Regions from separate parts of the Homo sapiens genome. Here region 2 is linked to region 1. Evidence: chromatin loops called from intact Hi-C (ENCODE). Cell type or tissue: PC-3. All regions are shown on one strand.

What was found. Peaks named below come from ENCODE experiments on the same cell type or tissue, not always from the same donor. Only the 100,000 strongest peaks of a DNase experiment are listed, where the experiment ranks them.
Region 2: a loop joins it to region 1, with 4 times the contacts of the local background. A loop is called at or near these places in 1 of 110 quality-filtered maps.

Annotation. Positions count from the first base shown.
Region 1 is chr1:64,879,879-64,882,378 of GRCh38, forward strand. The region is part of intron 3 of JAK1 (Janus kinase 1); the gene reads right to left. Among named protein-coding and RNA genes, the nearest start is that of JAK1, 85 kb to the right of the region's middle. In PC-3, no CTCF peak of the experiment used is centred here; a DNase peak (open chromatin) is centred at 1,543; H3K27ac peaks cover 873 bases.
Region 2 is chr1:65,140,206-65,142,705 of GRCh38, forward strand. No RefSeq gene overlaps it. Among named protein-coding and RNA genes, the nearest start is that of AK4, 6.7 kb to the right of the region's middle. RefSeq lists an enhancer at 1-124. In PC-3, no CTCF peak of the experiment used is centred here; a DNase peak (open chromatin) is centred at 1,396.

The DNA of each region.
Region 1 (2,500 bases):
GATTATGAAGTCACTCACTTCTACGCCCATGATTAAAATTTTATGAACCTGAAACATAGGCAGGTTGGGGGGAGAATGACTGCCAATAATCAGCTATTACTGATATTTTCATAAGCAGCCAGGCCTCAAACTAAGATGAGGTAAACTTAAATGACAAAAAACCTGGGAGAATATGAGGTAATAGGCACTTGTTTCCCAAATCGGACATCTGCAGTGAGACTGACACTGACAGGGCCCCCTCCCTGGCCCAGCACACCCAGGCGGGGACTCTCTCCAACGCAGACACTGAGTTAAGAAGCTACAGATACCTTGGCAGCTATCTAGTGCTCTCCTGAACACCTCAATCCATGCTTCTCAAGCAATATGAACAGTTACCCTTCAGAAGTTATAGTCTTTCTTATAAACCGAGAATATGGAGTTAAACTGTAAAGGGAAGTTTTCCTTGGGAACATAGGCAAATGGCTTTTGGATTCAGTATTATTAGGACAAATAATTCAAATATGCTATAGATTTTCATTCATAAAGTGGCTTTTGTGGACTGGGCTGGAAACCCAGCCTTTCTTTATGCATATCCACATTTGAATGTGCACCAACACTTACATATCTGAAGTGTAACTTATTTTAACCATGGAACTGTCTGTAATTCTAACACAGGTCTGATTCTAACAGTATTACTACCCATAAACAGAAAGATCAAAGACATATCTCTTTATATAAAAGTACTGAGTAGTAAAACAATAATACTAACATTTACTGAGGGCTAAGTGTCAGGCATCAGGCAAACAGACTCTAAATTTATTATCTTGGCCGGGCAAAGTGGCTCAGGCCTATAATATTCTCAGCACTGTGGGAGGCCCAGGCAGGCAGATCGCTTGAAGTCAGGAGTTCAAGACCAGCCTGGCCAACATGGTGAAACCCCACAGCCAGGCGTGGTGGTGTGCACCTGTAATCCCAGCTATTCGGGAGGCTAAGGCAGGAGAATCGCTTGAACCTGGGAGGTGGAGGTAGTAGTGAGCCAAGATCATGCCACTGCACTCCTAGGTGACAGAGAAAGACTCTGTCTCAAACAAACAAACAAACAAATAAATAAATAAATAAATAATTTTTTGGCTGAGTTTGGTGGCTCACACCTGTAATCCCAAAACTTCAGGAGGCTAAAGCAGGAGGATCACTTGAGGTCAAGAGTTCGACACCAGCCTGGGCAACATATCAAGACCTCCATAAATAATAAAAATGAGCCAGGCATGGTGGCACATGCCTGTAGTCATAGTTACTTGGGAGGCTAAGACTGGAGGACCTTTTGAGCCCAGGAGGTCACAGTTATAGTGAGCTATGATGGAACCACTGCACTCCAGTCTAGGGGACAGAGCAAGACCCCATCTCTAAAAAATATTAAAATTTTAAATTTAAAAAAAAGTATTACCCTTTAATCCTCCTAATATCTAATGAGGTAAATACTATTTTGACCATCTTGCAGACAAAGAATCTGTGGTCTCCTGAGATTTAGTATGATTCAAGGTTACTCATCTAGTAAAATGCAGAGCTGAGAATCAAACCAAGACACAGCTACTGAGGGGGTGAATCAATGAGAACTAAACAAAACTTTACCCCACAGAGGTGAAAAACAGGAAAGAAAACAATACTGCCCTCAAACATCACTTTCTGTAGTAACAGTGAGAGCTACAAGAACCTGTGGCATTCAGTATGTATTTCTGAAATTGATGAGTTTCTGCAATATTCTGTTGAGCCAGTTACAGAAGAGACACCACTCATTTTCTATAAGGTAGGCTAGAAACCGACACCCCAAACTGGCTGACCCTAAGCCCAGAGTTATAGGAGGTCCAGCGACTGTGTCCATCCTCAGACTCACAGGCTCTCTCCTCTCATCTCTTTCCCAGCAGCTCCTTGGTCCCTCATTAACAGCAGCCCAATGACTCTGCAACAATGACCTTTGCTTACAAACTGAGTGAGGTTTATACCTGCTGTGCTGATGGCAAGAAGCTTGGCGAAGAGAATAAACAATATAAACCAAATCTCAAGGGGAAAGGGAGAAAACAAAAAAACAAAGCCTTAAAAAAAACTTTAGAACCACTGATTTACATCTAGGTGTTCTGATAATTACAAACACACTTAAAGCTGCTGTCTAAAGATGGTTATTTGTACACATTGCGGCCTAGTCAAAATAACTTGACAATATTACTGGATTTTTCCCACTAATAATCTATACACCTCAGCCCATTTTATTCTGTGTCAGGTTTAGTCAGTAAGAGCCTACTACGCTCTTCCCCATACCATAAGCCTCTCCCCTTTTCCTGAAACTCTGGTGTGTGAAGATTTTAGGCAGAAAGACAAATATCAGAAAGAAGGTAGGTTTTCTAAACAAGCTGTACTACTAACAAGATAAGCAATTCTTAAAATAACCAACCTATCCCCTCAGAGTTGTTCTGAGGGTTAAAGGTGGGATAAGTAAAGTAGGGATCAGGCTGTACGGCATCATAAA
Region 2 (2,500 bases), 260 kb after region 1:
GACACCTCTAAAGGGTCTGTGCTGAGGAGGATTAGTATAAGAGGAAGGCATGCCTCTTTGCAGTTGAGACAAGAGGAAGGCATCTGTCTCCTGCCCGTCCCTGGGCAATGGAATGTCTCGGTATAAAACCCGATTGTATGTTCCATCTACTGAGATAGGGGAAAACCACCTTAGGGCTGGAGGTGGGACATGCGGGCAACAACACTGCTCTGTAAGGCATTGAGATGTTTATGTGTATGCATATCTAAAGCACAGCACTTAATTCTTTACCTTGTCTATGATGCAGAGACCCTTGTTCACGTTTATCTGCTGACCTTCTCTCCACTATTATCCTATGACCCTGCCACATCCCCCTCTCCGAGAAACACCCAAGAATGATCAATAAATACTAAGGGAACTCAGAGGCTGGCGGGATCCTCCGTATGCTGAACGCTGGTACCCTGGGCCCCCTTATTTCTTTCTCTATACTTTGTCTCTGTGTCTTTTTCTTTTCCAAAGTCTCTCGTTCCACCTAACAAGAAACACCCACAGGTGTGGAGGGGCAACCCACCCCTTCACCCATCTCTACTAAAAATACAAAAATTAGGCCCGGCACGGTGACTCACGCCTGTAATCCCTGCACTTTGGGAGGCAGAGGCAGGTGGATCATTTGAGGTCAGGAATTCGAGACCAGTCTGGCCAACATGGTGAAACCCCATCTCTAAAAAAGATACAAAAAATTAGCCAGGCGTGATGGCAGCCGCCTGTAATCCCAGCTACTTGGGAGGCTGAGACAGGAGAATTGCTTGAATCCAGGAGGCGGAGGTTGCAGTGAGCTGAGATCGCACCACTGTACTCCAGATGGGGCGACAGAGCAAGGCTGTGTCTCAAATATAAGTAAATAAATAAAATAAAAAATAAAAATACAAAAATTGGCCAGGTGTGGTGGCAGGCGCCTGTATTCCCAGCTACTTGGGAGACTGAGACAGGAGAATTGCTTCAACCTGGGAGGCAGAGGTTGCAGTGAGTCGAGATCGCGCCACTGCATTCCAGCCTGGGCAACAGAGTAAGACTCCATCTCAAAAAAAAATTTTTTTTCCTTTAAAATTATTATATCTCTATTTATCTACCTATATCTTAGAGATTCCCCGGCACATAGTAATTACTCAATACACACTAATTATCATCTTCTGCTCTTAACAGAAGCCCAAACTTAGAAGTCTCTCCTAAGTGGGATCCCCTTTCCTTACCCAGCCTTGAGGAGCTACGCTTGGACAGAATAAACTTAGTATTCAGTTTCAGCCCCTTCATCCAGCTGGAGCAGGAAGAAAGCTGTACTTCCTCTGGCAGTTAACTTTGCACAGAGGAAAGACACGCCCAAACACATCTGATCTCCAGGCATGCCTACAAATCCCAAGGCAGCTTCTAGAAGGAATTCTCCTATTGATTGTGGTTGGGAACGTGGAGTGAAGAATGTGAATGACACAGTCCTGTCCATCCCCACTACCAGACGTACAAATTGGAGCAAAGTTTTGAGCAAGACATCATCATTATATCATTATGTTTGAGGGAAGAACATAAGAGATTGTTAAACTGCTTTCTAGTGTTTCAAGGTGAAAAGACCAAGGGTGGGAGTTCCACATCTTCCTGAGAGCCTGCCTCTATCATATGCTGTTATTCTAGGAATGATCTGTAGTCTGTTGCTCATGGAGAATAGTGGGCCATACCAGGTAAACTTAGAAGAATGTTGATTTCTTTCCTTCTAGTTTTCTTTTGTTAACAGCTTGGGAGCTTTTTTCTTTTCTTTTTATCTGAGAGGGCAGGGCTGTAAAATAAGTGCTGCTGCCTTTTCAAACCCTGTTAAGATGTTACAGGTTAATAACCATGTGGGCTGGTAAAATTGGGGCTAAGATGATTCTTTCACTTGTAAGAATGTATGAGGTCACACATAATACCATGTTAGTCCTTTATACACCATTTATTCTTCTTTCAGCAAAATCTTTTGGCTTTTTGAGTATTTATTGAGTGCCTACAGAGAGAAAGGAACAGCACATGCTGGGACAGGTATCTTATTACTCCTTCCCATTATTTTCTTTTCTGAATCTTTGCACATATAAGCCACTAGCCTTTCTGTTGTCTTTCCAGAGATGCTTCACAGAAGACAAAGAGAGACATAACTCTATCCACTCATTCATGCAGCAGTCCGTCTTTTAACAATGTTTGCTTAATATTCACCATGTGCTGCATTTTTACTAAGCTGCGTGGAAACCATGGTAAAAAAGATGAAGCCACTATGTTAAAGGAGCATACAGTCTTCATCAAATACAACAGAAATAAACATGAAATTGTGATACATGACAATGATGGAGAGATGTGGTAGCTGGAACAATGGGGGTTTGAATTTAGAGGTGAGGTCAGTGTCGTGCCTGTGAACTGTGGTTCGGGTGATATTTTTAATCATAGCATTACAAAAATCTGGTGAGTCATATTAAATTAAGTTTCAAAGGTATACTTCGAGGTA